3 separate regions of the Homo sapiens genome follow, and regions 1 and 2 are each linked to region 3. Evidence: chromatin loops called from intact Hi-C (ENCODE). Cell type or tissue: sigmoid colon. All regions are shown on one strand. Each heading gives the region's core, and the rest is flanking DNA. Links, peaks and the distances in the headings are about the cores only.

Evidence for each region. Hi-C counts contacts between places; a loop is a spot of excess contacts. Peaks named below come from ENCODE experiments on the same cell type or tissue, not always from the same donor. Only the 100,000 strongest peaks of a DNase experiment are listed, where the experiment ranks them.
Region 1: it touches region 3 in a loop (3-fold over the local background); 1 of 110 quality-filtered maps calls a loop at or near these places.
Region 2: it touches region 3 in a loop (2.4-fold over the local background); 1 of 110 quality-filtered maps calls a loop at or near these places.

Annotation. Positions count from the first base shown.
Region 1 is chr17:12,676,042-12,683,716 of GRCh38, reverse strand. The region is part of intron 1 of MYOCD (myocardin); the gene reads right to left. All of the region lies in intron 2 of MYOCD-AS1 (MYOCD antisense RNA 1), which reads left to right. Among named protein-coding and RNA genes, the nearest start is that of MYOCD, 14 kb to the right of the region's middle. In sigmoid colon, for the core only: no CTCF peak of the experiment used is centred there; a DNase peak (open chromatin) is centred at 3,116; H3K4me3 peaks cover 1,117 bases; H3K27ac peaks cover 310 bases.
Region 2 is chr17:12,541,824-12,549,498 of GRCh38, reverse strand. No RefSeq gene overlaps it. Among named protein-coding and RNA genes, the nearest start is that of LINC00670, 4.3 kb to the left of the region's middle. RefSeq lists a silencer at 3,273-3,567. In sigmoid colon, for the core only: a CTCF peak has its summit at 3,448 (motif pointing left); no DNase peak of the experiment used is centred there.
Region 3 is chr17:12,418,830-12,426,504 of GRCh38, reverse strand. No RefSeq gene overlaps it. Among named protein-coding and RNA genes, the nearest start is that of LINC00670, 130 kb to the left of the region's middle. In sigmoid colon, for the core only: no CTCF peak of the experiment used is centred there; a DNase peak (open chromatin) is centred at 3,684; H3K27ac peaks cover 624 bases.

The sequences.
Region 1 (7,675 bases), core at 898-5,897, 260 kb before region 3:
GTAGTTTGGGAATTAGGGAAGCTTGTCTGGCCTTTTCTCCCAGGAAACTCAAACAAATAAATAAAAGGAGTTGTCAGGCCCACAGCATTTAATTTGCCTCCTTCCAGTTCTACTTAACAACAGCTTGTATGTGTATGTGTATGTGTGTGTATCTGTGTATGTGTGAGTAATTTTCATTCCCGAAAGACTTGACAGGCCTGATAAGAAAGAGAGAATGAGAGACAGAGAGAAGGAGCGGGAGAGAGAGAGAGCGCGCGCGCACGAGAGAAAGCGACAGAGGAAGACAGAGACAGGTACTGACAGTAAAGTTGTTGGTGACAGTGACAAATGAAAGAAAGGAGGGGAAGCCGGTGATGCCTCCCTTTTATTCTCTTCTGAAACGGTTTTCCACTGGGTTTAATAGGAAATGCTTTTCTCCTCTGCCATCCGCATGGTTTTTGTCTCTCTTCCTAGTCCTAGTTTTTGTTCTGAGGATGGGCATCCCTCAAGCCAGACTGAACTTTTCCCTAGGAATTTTGGAAATGGGACTGGAAGAGAAAATTCAATAGCAGTCGGAGGTGGCCATTTTCACCCACATGAATTGGGAAACAAAGCCAGTCAATATTGCGGGAGAAGATGGAGCACAGAAGACGGCCAGAAGAGTAGCCTGAGAGTGTTCAAATCCCCAATTCCAGCTTATTTCCACCCAAGTCGCTAATACAGTCCTGTCGTTCAGTTTGATGAGATACCCCAGTATGTTTATAATAAGTGTTCCTTTTTGCTTAAGCTTGTTCAGGGTTTCTAGTGTTTGATTCTCTATTATTTGCAAACAAAGAGGTTCCATATGATAATTGTTGAAGAGGGGCATCCCGTGGTGGCAGAAAGCTATCAGCACAACCAGGTAAAGCTTTGAGATCTACTTTTAAATCCTGTTCTACCAATCAAAGACTTCTGGGTATGTGGATGCAGGTGTTTGTAAAAGTGAGCAAAACGTACACTTCTGACAGAATGCACATGGCAGTTATCATACTTAGGACCTGGGTTAAGAAGTGTTGAACAGCAGCTTGGATGGCTATTTATGATGCATCCTCTCCATATGGTGCCAGGTCAAGATCACAAACCCTGGATACAACAGAGCATGAGCCCCCTGAAAACTCTCTCCGCGAAAAGGGCAGTGGTACCTGTTTATAATTTAGTCTTTTACCTTCCCTTTTCTGTTGAATCCTACCCTAGGTTTAGCTGGACGCATCCTTATATGTAATCTTTGACCTTGACATTATTGCCTTCAAGGACACTACCAGGCATAGGTCTTTGGGAAAGCTATTGGCTGATGAATGGATAACTTCCTAGAAAGTAACAAGCAGGACCACCATCAGAGGCTTCTGGTCTCCTCCAGAGCTGGAAGCTGATACTGTGTGGCACACATCATATGTACAACTCTCCTCTGCTCTTCCTGTGCATGGTTCACCCACCAAATTCTTTCCTTTGCCTGGCATTATCTGACTCTAGGACAAAGCCACCGTTCCCCACCAGTGGCCCGTGTCATCTGTGGGTCTGACATGTTCCTCTTTGGGGTACAGAAGCATCGAATTTCCCGGTAAAGAGAAGAGGGTGGCTGACAGAATGCTTGGAGAAGGTGAAATGAGAGACCTGGTTATCTGCGTCGGTCTTGCCCTAATCCTGGCCACATTTCCCAAACAAGGCTGAGAGCCAGGGATGATTTTTGTGTGGAGTGCTAATGCCTGAGCTCAATTTGCTCCTTGCCTTCTGATTCCAGGTACCAATGATAACTGTTCCCTAGCCAAATGTTGCCCTGCATGCTGTTATCTGTTGTATTCACTGACCAAGAATAACATAGGCCTGACTGTCTGCTCATCTACTGCAGGGAGTACTCAGAGAGGACGAGGTGAAAATGATGATCAGGTCACTGAGGTAGCCCTCGATGGTCTCAAGGAACAAGGTGAGCTCTGAGGGGTGCTGGGCTGGCCTGGCCTCAGTGACTCTTACAGGAGAGCACTCAAGCAGCGGGGGCTGAGACCAGGTACACACTGTTCTTTCTTCATCCTAAGGGATGTCCCGGCTCTGCTTCCTTTAGGGAGATTAAGAGATATGAATTCAGGCCAGCATCTAGTGCTGGGCATTTGGCGAGTCAAAACCAAGAGAATACTGAAAGCCAAAAGGCTCGGTCTCAGAATTACCATGCAGTGATTTCAATGATTGAGCCTCACGCATGGGCTCAAGTTGTTTTAGAAAGATGTCTGTTCACACGAACACTGCGAAGCTATTCTTTCCCTAAGCACCACACTCTCAGTTTGTCAAAACATTTGAAGAAGACTAATTCATGCCTCAAAAGGAATTCTCTCTCACTCACAAAGCTGCCAGGTTTGTGAGCTTGAGGCTTTCATGTTAAAATAACTCAAGACACTAGAGGAATAGGGAAGAAAAACCTCAAGTGGAAATGCCTTACGATGTCACTAAGAGGGCAGAATCCACAATTCACATGCTCACCGGGAGGATGGGGTGGCAAAGTCAGATGGCTCAAGCCAGCTCTGACTGGTTCGGATACTTGTGCGAAGCAGTACAGGGTAGCAGTCACAAGCATGGACTTAGAATCCAAAGGTGCATGAGATCAAGTCCCAGCTTTTCCATTTACAAGGCATGGGATTTTGAGATAGCTCCTTCAGCGCTGGAGGCTTGGTTTCTTCTTCTATGGATGGGAGGACTGTAACAACAGTACCTCCTTACAGGATTGCTGTAAGGATTAAATTAGTTAGCACACGCAGCAGGCATGTGAGCATCAGATAGTTCTTGGGGTGCTCTATTGGGGTGTAGGGAACCTCATCAAAACCCTCTCCAAGTCAGGGAGGACTGGGAAGCAGCTGACAACACTGTCACTACAAGTGTTCAACTAGCACGGCTGTTCAGCCGCGGGGAACTTTTCCTTCCATCACAAACAGGTCCCTGAAGTACAGAACAGAAACTCGGCAACTGACATAAACAATTTCAAACAATAATTTCAGAAGACAAATTGCTCCATTTGGGCACCAAGATTCCTCTCTGAGGCTTTCCCCACTTGTTTATGTATTCTGTGGCACAGAGCCATGAGTGAATTAAGCAGACAGCGCGCACACACGCCCGGGGCCGGTGGGAGGGGCCTCCGGGAAAAGGACCTGCCATTTGACCTGCGTTCCTTGAAAGCTATTGCTGCAGAGATGCCTGAGACAAAGGGACTCAGATTTACGCCTTCTTGTGTTCGCTTGTTCATCGAGAGAGGCCACAAGATTGGGTGCCAGGAGATCTGAGTTCAAGTGCTTCACCATGCTGTATGTGTAAATTCGGGCAGGTCATTCCCGTTTCTATACCTTAGTTTCCCATCCCTGTAAGACAGACGTCATTATACTCACCTCTAGGGTAATTATAGTGGTCAAATTAAGAGCCCTTTATCCCTAATAAATTACCATACGAAGATTAATGAGGTTAACCGTGGGCATCCACTAAGTAGCTGAATAAAAATTAGATATAAAGGAGAATTAGAGTTTGGAAGAAAGGGTGTATTTTATGAGGCAAAGAAGTTCTTCTAAAATTAAGAGGAGAGTCTTCATTCCATGGGGCTGTGGTTCTTGAATACAGGTTTACGTTCTTTTGAGAGCCTAAGTGAAGCTTGTGATATATACTATTCTATTATAGCATTTAAAGCATGTATTGCCTTTTCTGACTATAAAACAAGTGCGTGTTCATTATAGAAAATTTGAAAAATGTATAAAAGTTTCAGGATGAAAGGCAAAATTAATAGGAATTCAAGTCTGCAGAGATAAGCAGCACCTGCTAATACTTTGCCTTTTTTCTTCTGATTCATATACCTGAACATGGATATAAAAAGGTACCTACCCTACAATTTCTCAAGAATTGGGACTATATCATATGCAATTCTGAAACCTCCTTCTTGCATTGTAAACATCTTTGCATCTCATGATCCTCTGAAAACACGATATTTAAAGTGCATGTTAAATCCCATTTTTTATGTATTTAAATATTTTCTTTTTGTTAACCAACTCCAGTTTTTCCCTCGGTGTTACTGTAGCACATATACCACTGCAAAGAGCATCCTCAAAGATAATCTTTACCTCTCTCATACTATATATATGTTATATATCATATACAAACATATGCATATACATATATATAAATGTAGGTATATTAACCATTCTTTAAATGTTAGAAAATAATCCTGGCTCTACTGTTAGACACAAGGTTTTGAAACAACCAAACATGATGCTTGAGAATACTTTCTGTCTCTGGGACATTCTGTAGTGTCATGCTCTAATCTATGTGTTAAGAACACAATCCTTTGTGAAGGCTGCATTTCTACTAAGCCAGGGATTCCTTTGCTATCCCTATGCCTCATTCTGTCCTCCTCTCCCAGCCAATCCTGAGTTACATTTGCTGAATTTCCATCTCCCCTTCTCATCTAATTCTTTCAATCTTGAAGCCAGTGCAGATGGCTACCATGTTAAAATAAAAAATTAAATTAAAAAAAAAGCTTTAAGCAGACGGACTGTTAGGTTGAGAGAGGAAATAGGTTAAATGCCAGGCATCTGCCTATCTGAAAAGACCATGTTCCCTTGGGCTGCGCATTTCTCTGGGGGACCATGTGGTAAATTTGGTTTTGCAAGCCCCGAGACGAGAGTTCTAGGTCTGAATCTGCTGGGTGACCTTGAGCCAATTTCTTAATGTTTCTGGAAACTCAGTAACCTCATCTGTACAATCAAACTTGTAATCTCACAGAATTGGTAGAAAAATATCACGAGGTCAGGAGATTGAGACCATCCCGGCTAACACACTGAAACCCCATCTCTACTAAAAAAATACAAAAAATTAGCCAGGTGTGGTGGCAGGTGCCTACAGTCCCAGCTACTTCAGAGGCTGAGGCAGGAGAATGCCATGAACTCGGAAGGTGGAGCTTGCAGTGAGCCGAGATCGCGCCACTGCACTCCAGCCTGGGTGACAGAGTGAGACTCCATCTCAAATAATAATAATAAATAATAATAAGAAGAAAACAAAAAAATAAAAATATTAATGAATATGATCTTTTTTGGTGGGGGAGAGAGTTGAATACATCAAAGAAATAAGAGGTGCTATAATTTGGCAGACTGCCTCCAGCTGTCTATCCTCAAAACTTTGTTTTCTCTCTCTCTCTCTCTTTGGTTTTATATTTAGACAGAACAGCATTCTCAATTATAAGAGAAGAGGATCTGGGCTCAGCCATGAGCCTTTGCTGGTCCTCATAGCATGTAATGATCTTGCTGAGACCCAGACAAGGCTTGGCACTGTCTTCAGAGGCATCAAAAGACCAGATCCAGAATAAAAACCACACCTCACCGGAGAATAAGTTTAATTATTATGCCTTTTCAGTTTTTTTTTTTTGAAAGGAAAAGAATAAGTGATGATAGATATATAAAACACTTTGCAAAATACAATATAAGTTATATAATGACAATAATTATCTTCATAACTCTCAAGCACAATCTGGGGTAAAAAGAAATGATAGGCTGGGCGCGGTGGCTCACACCTGTAATCCCAGCACTTTGGGAGGCTGAGGCGGGCAAATCACGAGGTCAGGAGATCGAGACCATCCAGGCCAACATGGTGAAACCCCATCTCTACTAAAAATACAAAAATTAGCTGGGCGTGGTGGTGCACGCCTGCAGTCCCAGCTACTCGAGAGGCTGAGGCAGGAGAATCGCTAGAACCTGGGAGGCGGAGGTTGCAGTGAGCCAAGATGTTGCCACTGCACTCCAGCCTGGGGACAGAGTGAGACTCCACCTCAAAAAAAAAAAAAAACAAAAAAGAAAGAGAAATGATAATAGCTGGGCAGTGAATCTTAAGAGAAATTCATGAGAGGCTGGTCATTGTGAATTTAGAATCAATATGATATCTTATAATAACATAAATAATTGTAAATTAACATATCAAAGCATATTGATATAAACATTGATATGAGAATTAATATACACTTTTTTTTTTTTGAGACAGAGTCTCACTCTGTCGCCCAGGCTGGAGTACAGTGGCGTGATCTCGGCTCACTGCAAGCTCAGCCTCCTGGGTTCACACCATTCTCCTGCCTCAGCTTCCCTAGTAGCTGGGACTACAGGTGCCCGCCACCATGCCCGGCTAATTTTTTGTATTTTTAGTAGAGATGGGGTTTCACTGTGTTAGCCAGGTTGGTCTCGATCTCCTGACCTCGTGATCCGCCCATCTTGGCCTCCCAAAGTGCTGGGATTACAGGCGTGAGCCACTGTGCCCGGCCTATAAGTTTTTTTTTAATTTTTAAGTTTAGGGGCACATGTGCAGGATGTGCAGGTTTGTTACCCAGGTAAACGCGTGTCATGGGGGTTTGTTGTACAGATTATTTCATCACTCAGGTATTAAGCCTAATACCCATTAGTTATTTTTCCTGATCCACTCCCTCCTCCCATCCTCCACCCTCCGACAGGCCCCAGTATGTGTTGCTCCCCTCTATGGGTCCATGTGTTCTCATCACTGAGCTCCCACTTGTAAGTGAGAACATGTGGTATCTGGTTTTCTGTTCTTGCATTAGTTTGCTAAAGATAATGGCCTCCAGCTCCAACCATGTCCCTGCAAAGGACATGATCTCGTTCTTTTTTATGGCTGCATAGTGTGAATTAAAGTATAATTAATATTCATGTGTGAATAAGATAGCTACCATTTATTGAGTACATCAGCACATCCCTGCACTATGTCAAGCACTTTTTATATGCTTTTCCACTAAAACCTCAAAAATTTCCAATGAAGGAGGCATTCTTGTTTCCACATTTACACATAGAAAAGTAGAGGGTTGAGAGCTTAAAAGCATGCACTCGAGTTCATATCATACAATCAATAAGGATGGAGGCCAGGATTTGAAGCCAAGTCAGCCAGATGGCATACCTATACCACATATACATTGAGATTTTCCAACAAAAATTAATAGCAGAGTTGTGGGTTTTCAGTCTCTTAGCTAAGAAGCAAGTTTCATTGGTTGTATTTTGAGTTGTGAGCATGACCCAGGATTAATGAGAATTTGAGAACAACTTAAACCTCCCATGGCCTCAGCCAACTCCTGATTTAGCTGCTATGCAAATATGGTATTGTTAACCCACTCCCCATCACTCCATATCTTAAAAAAAAAGGCAAATAATACTCAGTATAGGAGATACTGGATAATTGTAATCAAGAATATAAGAAAGAACATAAGAAAATTTAAAAATTACTGATAATCTCACCACCCAGAGCTAATCATTTTGGGAATGGATCCCTCCAGGCTTTTTTCCATGCATGTGCTTTAGCACTTTTGGTATGTTTTGATTCTCAACTTGTTGGGATTAAAGTTTTTTAACTTTTAAAAGAAATTTCTTTTTTTACTGTCTTATGGTCAAGACATTTCTGTGTGTGTGTGTGTGTGTGTGTGTGTGTGTGTGTGTGTGTGTGTGTGCGTGCGCGCGCAGGGGGAGGGTGCTAAGTCTAAAATTGTATTCTATATCAAGTAAGAGGATTAAAATATGTAATCAAATTTTATTTAGTGTCCACGTCCTCTAAATCTTCACTTAAATCTTTGCCTACTTTATTAAAGACTTACAGATACGTTTTTTTTTCCCCACCACTATTAGGATGTCAATTTCTTCTTATGTTTTAGGCG
Region 2 (7,675 bases), core at 898-5,897, 120 kb before region 3:
GAAGGATCTTTCAATAACAGCAAGTGTGACACTTTTGGTGGGACTCATCTAGAGTAGGGTGATCATAAAATTTAATAACCATCTTAGAACATTTTGGGACTTGATGGGGAGACCATTAACATTGACATCAGGAATAAAGTAGGACTGTTTTTTCAAACACACAACACACAGCTGTTTTTTCAAACACAAACAGAGAAGGATTTAATAAGGGACTAATAAGAAAAATGAAGTTGAATCTCCTTCATGTTTAAGGACCACTTCTTAAATCCCTTCTCCATGGACCATCTGGAGAAAAAAGTGGGTTCTTTACCTGCATTTTCTCCACAGTCCTGACATTATTCTTCATATACCTTGGGGAACACAGAGCTGCTGGTACTGCTCATACAAGCTACTGCACGGTATTTGTGCACAAGCAAAAAGCGGACTGGGTTAGGTTTGAATGCGTCGCTTTTATAAACACAGAGTTAGGAGATGTGAGACATGAAGTTATGGAGTTACAGCGTGATTGTGAGAAAACGCCTCCCTGGGAAAGAACCAAGGCACTGTGAATCAAGTATTGTGGACAGTAACTTCTCCAGGCTCAATTTCCTCCACCAGTAAAATTAGGTAGCTAGACTAGACCCGTGATTTCTAATCCAGGCAGCATATTAGGGTCACCTGGAGAATGTACCAATGTCCTCGCCCACTCCAAGAGATTTTATTTAATTAGGCTGGGATGAGGCTCCCCCAGGGACTCTGACGTGCAGCCTGGGCTGAGAACTGCTGGAAGACTGGAATGTTTCTGAGGTCTCTACCGACTTTTATTGGGCAGCCTCTGTGATGGTCTGAGCTTTTGGGAAAATTAAAAAGGAAGGGGCAAGAGTGATCCATTACCATTGGCATTGGCTGGTTACAGTTGGAATTGTTCAGATGCAATGTTTACTAGGATGCTTTGTGGAGTTTTCTACCCTCTGTCTCATGGCTGGGGACAAACCACCAGTAAATTACATTCCCTCCTAGGAATACAGAGAATATGGCCTGGGTATGGAAAGAAGCCTAGTAAGTCTTGAGCAAGTTTCTATGTAGCTGATGTCCTCAACATGATAATGTAATTAAAAATATATAAAGCTCTTCCTGGGGTGCCAGTTTCATGCCCTGCATTGACCAGGGCCAGATTTCAAAGTGGACGTGAGTCTTTCTAGGTCAAACGTTTATTCCACCATTGAGGCACTTCTCACATAATGCTTTGGGATACTGCCTGTGACACAAGTGACTTGGAAAACAATTATGGATGTAAAAAATGTGATGAGAAAACCCTCCTCATCAACCATACTCCAGGGATTTCTGGATTTGATTACCAGCTTTCCAATGCTTGACGATTTGACTGGTATTTAATGCTTTCTCATTTTTCCTGATAGGGACCACTAAGCACGTTATGTTCTTTCTCCCAGTTGGCAACTCAACAAAGGCCAGCCATAAAAATCTCCACTTGTGTAATAAACTGTTGTACGATCTACTGCTTATGAACAAGGTCCCTGACTGAAAATGTGCAACCTTTCTGCACGTTAAACACAAAACAGATGGAGGTTTGAAAATAACTTTCTTCTTCACGGGAGGGAAAAGTTAAAGGAGGGAGAGTAAAACTCATGGTCAGAGGCCTAACTTCCCAAGCCAGGGGCTGAACTCTCCATCCAGGTTGACAGGGACAGCCGCATTCTTTCAAGGATACTGCCTACCGTCAGGGACCTGGGAAGTAGGAGGACGGTTAGGCTTTAGGAAAATGGTGCGTACAATCATGGATAGTGAGGCCGGCTGAGCTGCTACTTACTAGCTGGATAAATGAGCCAAGTCACTAATTTCTTTGAATCTGTTGTTTAAGCCTCATGTGTAAAATGGTGATAACCTAGAGCTCTAGACCCCAAGCACACTGGGGAATGGAGTAGCTGAAAATGTAAATACTCTCCTCGTTACTATTGTTTTCAATTTTCTTTTGTTTATTTGCTGGTTTTACGTGTGTAAAAAAACCAAATTACATATTCCTGGGACAGAAGAAATGGCGAAGCCAATCATTTGTAAACGATGTAGGAATGCATGCAGGTATGCAGAAATTAATATATGTCTATTTATTTGCTTATAGTTTGTCCTGTTTTCACAGAAGGAAATTGAGGTAGTTAACAAGGATACTCATTTATCATGTACTGGTTAATAGTATATAATTTTATTTGTGGAAATGACAGAGTTTGGTCATTAAAGGAAATTGAAACTTCATCTCAGAATAATAAAAGCACTGCCTTCCATTTGTGGGATGCTCCTGAGAGCAGTAAACATGCTCCCCCTATTGTAAAGTATAGATATTAAAGTCTTTATAAAATGTCCTGACATCTACAGGAGGTTTTCTTCAAAAAAGAGAATCATGTGAAGCGCTGAATGAGATATCTTCTTCACTTTTTTTATTTTTATTTTTATTTTTATTTTGAAACAGAGTCTAGCTCTTGTTGCCCAGGCTGGAGTGCAATGGCACAGTCTCGGCTCACTGCAACCTCCACCTCTCGAGTTCAAGTGATTCTCCTGCCTCAGCCTCCTGAGTAGCTGGGATTACAGGCACACGCCACCACGCCCAGCTAATTGGTGTATTTTTAGTAGAGATGGGGTTTCACCATGTTGGCCAGGTTGGTCTTGAACTCCTGAGCTCAGATGATCTGCTTGCCTCGGCCTTCCAAAGTGCTGGGATTACAGGTGTGAGCCCCCGCACCTGGCCTGAATGAGAAATCTTCTAAAGGAGTAAGATGCCACAAGAATGGGGTGGGAAGACTGGACTTTTAACTGGTTTTGTCAGTCAGGATACAGTGAGAGAAAGAGAAACGATATCGGGAATTTCGAACACGCAGGATTTAATACAAGAATGATTCCTCAGGTGTTGGTAGACTGGAAGCACAAAAGGAATACTGAGGAAGTTTGGTTATTCAGTTTCCTTTAATAACCAAACAGTCATTTCCACAAATAAAATTATATGCTATTAAGCAGTATATGATAAATGACTATCCTTATAAACTACCTCAATTTCCTTCTCTGAAAACAGGGCAAACTTTAAGAAAATAAATAGGCATATATTAATTTGTACATACATGCATGCATCCCTACATCATTTATAAATTATTGGCCCTGTCATTTCTTCTGTCCCAGGAATTAGATATGAAATTTGCTACTACCCCTGAGCTGACGCAACAAAAGAAAAAAGATGCAAGTTGTTGAGGCAATGGTGCTCAGATCTCTGAGGAAGGGGCATAGCCACTGCTGATGGCGGCTCTACAGGACATAGAAGGTTCTGGAAGCTCCAGAAAAGCCCAGTTCCAGGCAGCTGCCTCTCTCTGAGCAACACTAAATTCGAAAAGTAGGAGTCCATTCTCTCTCTAGCACCACCTATTGGCAGAACGTAAGAAGTCAGCAGATGAGGGCGTAGGCTGCAGAAGGATGGGTATGGAGCTGAGAGGCAAGAGGGCATGACTGGTGCACGGGGGCGGGTGTTAGCTGGAGACACTCATGGAGTAGGATGGCGGGCAACATCCATGAAAAATAACTGAGACAGATGCAAAAGGAAAATAAGCTCTATGGCCACATTTTCCCAGAAGCGAGAAAGAAGCAAGTGAGAAACCAATTGAATGCTATTGCAAAACGGACCGCACTGATGCCCAAAGAAAGCTCATTCTCCCCTAACAAACTCTTCCACAATTGTTTAGTGAGTGGGAGAAAATTAGCGAAGATAACAGAGCTACTTAAGTGGTAGTGATTCTTTTCCACAATTCACATATTTACCCAATAGTCCCAGGTGTTTTACTCTGCTCTGCGTAGCTGCCAGCCAGAGCACTGCAGCCAGTGACTGGACTTTATTTGCATTTAACACTTTTTTTTTAAACAAAGTCTATTAATTTATTTAATCCTCCTGCAGGGCTACTCATCCATAAAAATATGATGTATTCAAAAATATGTCTACTTCTCTGGTGTGTGCAAAAGGGAAACAAGCCAGATTTAAAAAGCTACATATTGTATTATTTCATTCATATGATGTTCTGGAAAAGGCAAAGCTATAGAATGGAAAATCCTGTATCAGTAATTGTCAAGGAATGGAAAACCCTATATCAGTAATTGTCAGGGCTTGGGGAAGGAGGAGTAGTTGATTACAAAGAGGCTGCAGAAGGGAATTTTTAGGGTGATAGAACCATTATGTGTGGCAAAGTAGGAGAGGATTAATGACTGTGCACTTGTCGAGATCCATAAAACTTTATAGCACAAAATGTGAATTTCAATGTATGCAAAGTAAAAAAATAAATAATAAAGCCACAGGATGTTAGGGGACCCCAGAAAAGAATGTAGAATGTGACAGAAGAATCTAACTGTGTTACAATGTACGACACAACCTCACTGCAGGATATGGGTGAGGGAGGGAAGGATTGAACTAAGTAACTTTGGAAAACAGCATTTTGACTGAAAACTTGAAGGCTAAACACAAAAGCAGCTGTACCTATACAATGTATTCTAGTTGGTAATGTTGTTTCTCCTGGGATTACTGGCTAACAATTCCAGAACTGTGTTCCATGCATAGCAGGTTTGACAAGTAAATAAGTAAATGGATGGTGGAGGACAGTAGCCAGTTTTCTTGCTGTTCAAGAGGAAAGTTATAGAAAAGCAAAGGTAGGAAGCTAGGATGAAACAGTTTGTCCTAGATGAGAGACATCAGCATGAAGTCAGGTTTAGGTTTATATATATGTAATACATACATATAGAACTCCTTATGGTACATGTGTATACTCAGGCAGTTCTTAGGTCTAGAAGCCTAGAAGCAGTAACACCTGTGTAACAATAAGCCTGCCAAGTACCCTGATCTCAGTTACTATTCTCCAATCAAGAAATCAGGGCTCCTTGGGGAAATGGCTGGTTCCAGGACTGGTGCAACAAGCATACAAAAATGAGCCTGGAGTATCCTGTAGGGTGAGAAAGTAAGAAAATGCTCAAAAATCAAACTGATGGGGGGCATGCATGTCAAAGGGACTTACAAGCCAACCTGAAAGAGCTCCCAATGGCTGAAGCTGGAACAAGCTGAGCAACAAAATAAATAATGTAGCATTTTATTATAAAAATAAAAATAAAGACAAGTCTTCCCTTACAGAAGAATAACATATAATTTTTTTTTTTTTTTGTGACAGAGTTTTGCTCTTGTTGCCCAGGCTAGAGTGCAATTGCACAATCTCGGCTCACCGCAACCTCCGCCTCCTGAGTTCAAGCAATTCTCCTGCCTCAGCCTCCTGAGTAGCTGAGATTACAGGCATGTGCCACCACGCCCAGCTAATTTTGTATTTTTAGTAGAGACAGGGTTTCTCCATTTTGGTCAGGCTGGTCTCGAACTCCCGAACTCAGGTGATCCACCCTCCTCAGCCTCCCAAAGTGTTGGGATTACAGGTGTGAGCCACCGCACCTGGCCAACAAATAATTGATGTAAATATTGCTCTCTCCAGGAGGTGACAGGCTTCCAAAGAGTAGCATATGAAGAGGGATGAAGAACGGTAACTCCGCAGTGGAGAGACGCGACAAACGCTGCCTTGGCCAGAGGCTCAATGTTAACGTCATCAGTTGGTAGCATGAACTTTTGATATGATATGATAGGAAAGGCACTTCCTCTCTATGGCAGCCTTCCCCAAAGCCCATAATCCCAGTCTAATGGTGAGAAAATTGAGGAAAATTTTACAACATACCTGACCAGGACTCATCAAAACTGTCAATGTCATTTAAAAAAAAACGGAAAGACTGAGAAATTGTCAGAGACAAGAGGAGAGAGGGGAGACACAATGACAAAATGTCATGTGGTATCCTGGAGCAGAAAAAAGACATTACTGGAAAAAAATAGTGAAATCTGAATAAAGTGTGGAATGTAGTTTTCGGTAATGTACCAGTGTTGCTTTCTTGATTGTTGCAAATATGCCATGATAATGTAGGACATTAGCAATAAGGGAAATTGGATGAGGGGTATGGGAGAACTCTGTATTACCTTTGCGACTTTTCTATAAATCTAAAACTATTCAGAATTTTAAAAATTTACTAAAATACCATTGATATGGTTTGGATATGTATCCTCTCCAAGTCTCATTTTGAAACATAACCCTTTTTTTTTTTTTTGAGACGGAGTCTCACTCTGTTGCCAGGCTGAAGTGCAGTGGTGCGATCTCGGCTCACTGCAAGCCTCTGCCTCCCGAGTTCAAGCAATTCTCCTGCCTCGGCCTCCATTGTAGCTGGGATTACAGGCACACACCACCACGCCCGGCTAATTTCTGTTTTGTTTTCTTTTTGTTTGTTTGTTTTTGGTGTTTTGTTTTGTTTTGTTTTGTTTTTTTGAGATGGAGTCTCCCTCTGTCCCCCAGGCTGGAGTTCAGTGGCATGATCTGGGCTCACTGCAAGCTCCACCTCCCGGGTTCACGCCATTCTCCTGCCTCAGCCTCCCGGGTAGCTGGGACTACAGGTGCCCGCCACCACGCCCGGCTAATTTTTTGTATTTTTAGTAGAGACGGGGTTTCACCGTGTTAGCCAGGATGATCTCGATCTCCTGACCTCGTGATCTGCCCGTCTCGGCTTCCCAAAGTGCCGGGACTACAGGCATGAACCACTGCACCCAGCAGAAATATAACACTTAATGTTGGAGGTGGAGCCTGGTGAGAGGTGTTTGGGTCATGGGGGCGGGCCCCTCACGAATGACTTGGTGCCCTCCCTATGGTAATGAGTGTGCTCTTGCTGTGAGTTCACAAGAGATACGATTGTTTAAAAGTGTGTATCACCCCATCTCTCTTGTTCTCACTCTCCATATGACACACTGGCTCCCCATCACCTTCTGCCATGATTGGAAGCTTCTTGAGGCCTCACCAGGAGCAGATGCTGGCACTAGCTTCCTATACAGCCTGCAGAACCATTAGCCAATGAAACATCTTTTCTTCACAAATTACCCAGCCTCAGGTATTTTTTAATAGCAATGCAAAAATGGCCTAATACAACCAATTACAAAACATCCCCAAATATAAAGTACCTAGAGATAAAATGAACAAAGATATGTTAGATTGCTGTCTAAAAAAACCAAGTTATTGCTGAGACATTACATTTAACCTAAACAACAAAAACAATATGCTGTGTTCATGGATTGCAAACTCAATATTATTAACATAACAATTGCCCCAAACCTAACTGATTGAACCAAGCAGAATTCTTTTTTGTAGAAATCGACAAGACAATTTTGAAATTTATATGGGCATGCCAAAGGGATGCGAAACAACTGTGAAAATAAAACACAGTTGGAGCACCTATTCCACCTAACTTCAAGACTTACTTTTTTTTTTTTTTTTTTTTTTGAGATGGAGTTTTGTTCTTGTTGTCCAGGCTGGAGTGCAGAGACACGATCTCAGCTCACTGCAACCTCTGCCTCCAGGGTTCAAGTGATTCTCCTGCCTCAGCCTCCCGAGTAGCTGGAATTACAGGCACCCACCACCACACCTGGCTAATTTTTTGTATTTTTTAGTAGAGACAGGGTTTCATCATGTTGGCCAGGCTGGTCTCAAACTCCTGACATCAGGTGATCCACCTGCCTCGGCCTTCCAAAGTGCTGGGATTACAGGCATGAGCCACCGCGCCTGGCCAAGACTATTAAGTGACTATAATCAGA
Region 3 (7,675 bases), core at 957-5,956:
ATGATAGTATCATACACAGAGCTTTCATGTATTCTTACTTTGGACTCTGACATATACCTCAATTATGAGATGTCAAAGGTGCAGGCAGATTGCTGATCCAAAGCGGCATAAAGTATTCTTTGGACCATGTCTAATCTTGTGGAAAAAAAGAAAACTTTCCAATCCTATGACAAGTTTGCTAATGGAAGAGAAGCTTGTCTTGAAACTGCCTGGCTCACCGGCTCCATCAGTGTCGTCTTGTACATCTCGCACGGCACATGAAGAAGACTGAAGGAACTTGGACATTTTGGAAAGCTGGAAAGTTCAGCAAAGCCCTGACCAATATATTTGCTAAACCTGCTTTCCAATGACTGCTTGTGTACACCACTTCAGAGAGAAATAATGAGCATGAAATTCAATTATACAGGCACCTACTTAACCATCTCAACCAGAATTGTGTCCCTAATCTTTTATTTTGAAGATAAAGTGAAAATCTAAAGCTACTCTCCTTATGACAGCATTTTATTCTCTTTGTAACTCGGCCAAGAGAATTCCCTTCAACCTAAGGCTCTAAACTTCAAAGTCAGCTCTCTTCTTAGCTGCTGTCCTGCTTTTGAACCTGAATTTATGTTGTCTGTATGCTGAGAGGAGCAGACCAGACCTTAACCCAACAACGGGACCTCAGGAGCATGGCCCTAGGGAAATGCTGGGGTGAGTTTTGCAGAGACAGTGGGCACCTCCTGTTCTGCTTGAGCAGCCACTATGCCTGGCAGGAGAGTGGCAGTTGTCCCTATGATATTATCCTTATGAGTTTTAGAAGGCCCTGGTTCAGACATGGTGTGCCCTAGACTTAACTTGAATCTGATGTTCTAGTGCATCCTGAAAAGGAGCTTCTCTGAGGATACTATTTGGCACTCCTTTGCAACCTTCTTGTTCCACCTTTGTATGTATCATTCTACGCACTTGCGCACCACCCACAGGACTCTGATCTCACATCGCCTGCCCTGCTTGTGGGACCATGTCTCATTCACCTATATGCATGAGACAGCACCAAGTGCAACGCCTGGCCCCTGGACATTGCCATTAAATGTTTGCTGAATGGATGTCTGCACAGCAAAGCTTTCAGATACAGTGCCTGTGCCCTCAGGAATGAGGTTATGATGCTTGCAAACACAATACCTAGGGAAATGGCTCTTTCCAAAGCTTTCTTGCTATACTTTTCTTACTATCTCTCATCCCATGAAAACCCAGAGAGTATACCTAACAGATATCCGGAACCATCCATACACCTAAAACACAAATCTGCACTCCTAGAATCATTTAACATCATTTTAAAGAAAAGATGACATTGAAAATACAAGCATTACTGGTTTTCACTTGCAGAGTCTGTTTTTCCAAATGTGAAGATTTAGAATGGATGATGAGTAGAGTTTGTAGCGTTTCTACTGAATGGGAGATAAAGGTGGGCTGAAATGAGTGAAGGAAGAAGTTCAGCTTTTAGGTCAGACTTCAAAAAGAACTTCCGATGGTCTAAGTTCTGATACGCTAAATAAGACCATTAAAGAGCTCTTTCTAAATAAGCTTATGAGTTTGCACTAAAAAAAAAGTTTAATCTAAATGTGGTCCTTCCAAAGCTAAAGGATGGGTTGCCTTCCCTCCTCACTCAAAATGTTCATTTGTCAAAATCCTTCCCATCCTTCAAGACCCACCTCAGATGCCCACAAAATATTATTTTCACCCTCTCTATGGCATTTATGATTCATCAACACATACATATTGAATACCTACTATGTCCAGATACTCTCCTAGTTTTGGGGTACACACAAATGATCTTGAGAGATTAGGTCCCTACTGTCATGGAGTCCATAGTACCAAGGACAGGGGACATCTCAATGATAAACAAGGAAACAAATACACAAAATACCTTTAACTAGTTTTGGATGTATTGGGAAAATAAAACAGGGTTAGGTAATTGAGAGCAACTGGGGCCTAGAGGGAAGTTTCCATGGGATGTGACAGAGCCCTCTGTGAAGAGGTGACCACCAGCCAAGGGCTAAGAAAGCCAGCCATACTTAGAAGAGCACAAGGTCATTCCAGGATGGAAGAACAGCAGGTGAACTTAGCATGTTTGAGAAACACACACGAGGCAACTTGAGCGGTGCTCTCTGAGCTAACGTGAGAGAGGGGAGAAGCAGGCTGCAGCCAGCTGACCTCTGCAGGGTAGGTTTTGGTCCTTTCTTCCTGGCTGTTGTGTAAGCATCTTGAAGGTCCATTGCCTCCCACAGAGTCTTTTTATGGACTAGATGCATGTGATCTCCCAAAATTAATATGTTGAAGCTTTAACCCCCAATGTGATGGTATTTGGAAATGAGGCCTTTGGGAGATAAATGGGGCCTTGAGGCTAAGTGAGGTCAGGAGGGTGGGGCCCTCATGATGAAATTAGTGCCCTTATAAGAAGAGACACCAGAGAGCTCTCTTGCTCTCTCTCTCTTTCTTCACCATACGAGGACACAGCAATAGGTGGTTGTCTACAAGCCAAGAGAAGAGTCTGCAGAATAAAACCTGCCTTGCCAAAACTTTGATCTTGGACTTCTCAGTCTCCACAATGCTGAGAAATAAATTTCTGTTGTTTGAGCCACCCAGTCTGTGGCATTATGGCATAGCAGTCCGAGCTGGCTGATACAGGTCTACTAGGGTGTCTGGCACTCCATAGAAGATATATAAATTCCCTTCAATAACTGAGTCATGGAGGCAGAGGACCATAATTCACATTCCCTCAGTCCTCAGTGGCTCATGCCACCCCGTATAAGAAAGGCCTCCAATCTCCCACTCAAACTTTAACCACGTATTTTCAGGAGATCCTCAGAGAGTCTCACAGCCATCCCAAAAGTGCCACGGCATGTTCTTCCACTCCAGGCTCTGTTCCTTGCCAAGTCACTTTCAAAGCTGGGCCCCACCACTGTCTCTGTAGCTACGACAGGCTGAGAGCGACAGTAACCCTCTGTTCCCAAAGCTATAAGCCACTGAGGTGCCAACATGAGGCTGTGCTTCCTGCAGATGCCACTGAGTTAGTTACAGGCACAGAACTGGGGAAAATCACTTCTTCCATTCAGCGCTTTTCTCACTGGGAGTCCTAAGAAATCCCACTCGTGCCTTAGTGCTGAGTCTTTTAAGGAAATGGATCCTTCAGCTTCTGCCTGCAGCCCCTGATATCATCCACTAAATCCACCTCCTCATTGCATCCGTCTCAGGTAAGCACACACCTGTGGGTGCCACCAACTTGTCATTTATGTCCCCTGTGACCAAGTCCTAATGTCAAGCCACACCTTGAATCAAAGATCTAACACCCCTGAATTCTTGGACCCCACTCATGTCTAGCCATGAGCTCTTGGAGGCTTTCTAGTTGACAGAAAAGAGAATACTGAAGGCGGAGAGCAAACTGACTCTTCCCGGTAAAGAAAGGCCTGTGTTTGTGTGTGTGAGTGAGTGTGACAGTGTGTGAGTGTGTGTGCTCTCTGGGGCTAGAATCAAGATATATGTCCTCATTGTGCTGTTGCCAGTAGACATTTGACCAGCACCCCTACACGTGACATGTGTTTGTTCAAATGTCACACAATTCAGGGTCCGTGTGGGAGCGTGGCGGTGCTGTGACACTGAGCAGCTGAGGACTCCCGCACTTGGCAGCCTCCCCAGCATGCTGCACTGTGGCAGACGGCCAGAGACCTGCACTGCAGGGTGTGTGGATCCGTGCACACAAGTACACTCCGCACACACACGAGCAAGCGCACACACATAAGAGCAGGTGAGGCACTCTGTCATCGGTGGATGCTTCATTTCTTTTATGTAATTTCTACCCCGGCGCAACTGTGCTATGTACAGTCTTGTCCTGGGGTCTTGGTTTCTTTCATGTGGTTCTTTGTGCTAACAAGATTAAATCAGTTCCAATAGGTACTGGTTTAATGGAGATGATAAACTTTTATTGAACTTGAGCACATTAAAATGAAATGTAAGCAATAGGTGATTTTGGCATTTGCCTGGGGTCTCTTCCAATTTGAATAAAGCCAGTATGCCTTCTCTGGAAAATAACAGCTCCAAGCCCGGCTCACTTTATGTGCTTAATTAAAATCTATTTTTGTGGTACAAAAAGGAGCTAAACAATGTAACGTTCCTTCTCTTCAACTATGAAAACAAAGATAGACGAATACTTTCTGCAAAACGGAGCTCTACCTTTTGCACAAAGAGCAGGTAATGCGCTGCTTTTGTTACAGCAGCCTGTCTGCTAATCCGTGATCTGTTTTGTCTGTGAACGGGATTATCATGGTGGTTTATTGAATAAGAGCCAAAAACGACGTTAAGTAAACTGTTTACACGAAGCCACTGGGCTGAAAAATCCAAACTCAGACTCATTTCAGGTTTTAACCACAGTAAACTTTATTATAGTTTCAACCGGACAGTTAAAACCTTTCAGGGCCTGTGCAATTGCTGAATGTGTAAAACACGAGACCACGGCTCTCCGTAGAAATTGGGGAAGTGTAAATATCAAAGTCAGCCTCTGAAGGTTGCCTTTCTCTGCAGCTCTCTGTGGGGCTTTCACTGGGGCCCGGATTTCAGCCAGGCTCCACGGCCAGGCCCCTGTCACTGTCTTTGCCAGTCCTGTAAGTCAAGAGAAGGAGGTTTGGCTGTCCAGTGTGGCAGGGGGCAGGCATGGAGCCTGTCACTAATCCCTAGCCTGATTCCTCGGGGCAGACATCTTTATGTCTCTAGGGGGCTGGCAGGAATACACCTGCCCTCTTCTGACCTCCATGGTGGCCGCCAGTTCGAAAGGGTCAAAATGAGTTTTTTATTAATGTCTACTCATGCCCTTTGTGCATCTTAAATTCTACTCTGGGGCCAGAACATTTCACAAGACGTGCTTTGATCTGTTTGAAAACAGACAAAAGACCAAAAGAATAGAAACATCAACCAAGGAAGCGCAACTTTAACACATTGTTTTGTCTCCTTGTGGACTCTGCAGAGAAAGCCAAATGGAGCGTTCCCGTCTGTGTGCAGCATGTAAACAGAAGTAACTCTAAAGATCACTTCTCCGGGACGTTTTAGTTGACAGATCAGGAAACTGGCACTCAGGAAAATGTTTCTGGACTGTTAGATTTTTTTTTTTCTGAGCTCAACTTTCCCAGAATTGTCTTTTGCAGTCCCTTGGACTACAAAAAAGCTCTGTCCTTTTGACCTCATACCAGTAATCTTTTAACTCCCTTAGTCTTCATTCATTCATTCATTCATTCATCCATTCATTCATTCAAGGTCCATCTAGGTGCCAGACACCGTGTTAGATGTGGGCAATGCAAAATAAGACAGGGCATCCGACCTCAAGGGCTCCCAGGCAAGTTGAGCGACAGGTGGATAAACAGGTAATTATAAAACTGAAAAACACATGGTTAAATAAAGGAATTGAGTCTCCTGGGAAGACAGGTGCCTCTTCTCCAACTCCTTCTCAGCTCTTCCTGCTCTCCTGACATCTAGATGCTGAAGGTCCCACGGACTCAGTCTAGGCCTTCTTTTCTCCTCTGTCTACACTGTTCCCCTGGGTGATCTCCTCCAGGCCCAGAGCTTTGAATAATTCTATACTGATGACTCCGTTTTTCTGTCTCCAACTCTGACTCCTCCCTGGAGCTCTACCTTCTTATAGCCCTCTTCCTGTTTGACTAGATCCATGTGACTGATTAAAAAGACATCTCAAGCTTATATCCAAACTGTAACTCCTGATCTCCGCCTGTCCACAATGCCCACTTCCTTCCCTGGCTTTCCCCATTGGCCCAGTTGTTCTAGGAAACACCCAGGAGGTAGCTTTAACTCCCTTTCCCCCCGACCCACTCCACATCCAGTTTATCAGCCAGTTCTCTGGGTTCCACCTCCAAGTGGATCTGGAGCCACCCTCTGCCCCCGTGGCCCTTGAAAAAAAAAATCCCTCTTCAATTCCTAGCACTTCCTGCCTGCATTCCTACAATAGCAGACCTGTCCTCCACTTCCCATCTGCTTTCAGATGGAACAGCAGAAGAGTGATCTTCTTAACCCTTGGATGATATAACACCACTCCTCCACTTGAAATCCCCCAAAAGGATGAAACTTCCATTTTTGATAGCGTCGGAATAACAGGGACTAGCCTTATGCTCTAGTATGAAATAACTAAAACACTACACAAAGAGTATAAAACAATGGTATACAAAACATTCAACCGAGATTCAAAACAAAGGAAGAGTCCTTCGATTGCCCCAGCTACTGCCCCAAGAGAATTTGTTTTGTTTTTGTTTTTTTGGAGACGGAGTTTCGCTCTTGTTTCCCAGGCTGGAGTGCAATGGTGCGATCTAGACTCACCGCAACCTCCACCTCCCGGATTCAAGCGATTCTCCTGCCTCAGCCTCCCAAGTAGCTGGGATTACAGGCATGTGCCACCACACCCAGCTAATTTTGTATTTTTAGTAGAGACGGGGTTTCTCCATGTTGGTCAGGCTGGTCTCGAACTCCCGACCTCAGGTGATCCGCCCGCCTCAGCCTCCCAAAGTGCTGGGATTACAGGCTCCAGCCACCGCGCCTGGTCTGAAGAGAATTTCTAGGGAAACCAGGCAGGGCTTGGTGGCCTTGTGGAGCTGAGGAGACAATACTAGTAGTCTGGGAGGCCAAGGAAGTCAGAGTTGTGGGATTCAGGGGAGAACGCTGGAGAAGAGAGAGCTGCAAGACAGCTCCTGAGACCTACACAGGGTCCCCTCAAGTCTTGTGCTGAGTGCTGCCCAATGCATATCTGTGAGGAAACAGAGGCCAGGGAAAGAACTACTTGAAAAGATTAGAGGGAACAATTCTTTTTTTTTTTGAGGCGGAGTCTCGCTCTGTTGCTCAGGCTGGAGTGCAGTGGTGCAATCTCGGCTCACTGCAAGCTCTGCCTCCCAGGTTCATGCCATTCTCCTGCCTCAGCCTCCAGAGTAGCTGGGACTACAGGCTCCTGCCATCACGCCCTGCTAATTTTTTGTTTTTTAGTAGAGATGGGGTTTCACCGTGTTAGCCAGGATGGTCTCAATCTCGGGACCTCATGATCCGCCCACCTCGGCCTCCCAAAGTGCTGGGATTACAGGCGTGAGCCACCAGGCCCCGCCCCTAGAGGGAACAATTCTTTAGAATTCACATGAGACTGGGAATCATTCCTGTTTCCACCAGCTGGAGTGGAAGACCTAAAGATGGGCCTCAAATCAAAGACCTTAGCTTTCTTCTTAAATAAACTAGAAAAGAACATGTTAAACTCCAAATAAAAAAATGAAATAATAAAAATAGGGCAAAATCCAATTAGATATGAAACAGAAAACATAGTGGAGAAAATAAATGAGATCAAAGGGTGGTTATGTGAGAAGTTCAATAAATTTAATAAACCTCCAGCCAGACTTATCAACTTTTGGGGTGAAGGGGATGCAAACGAAAGATATTAGAAATGAGAGATCAGTAAAAATGAGACCTCACTAAAAATTATACAGAAAGTAAAAGGATGATAAATGCTTATTGTGAACCACCTTATGGCAATAAATTTGAGAACTTAGAAAAATAGGCAAATTCCCTGAAAAACATATAACTAATGTTTGCTTAAGAAGAGAAAGAGAACCTGAATAGATAATCCTGTATCTATTTTTTAAAGTTGAATTTGTAGTTTAAAACC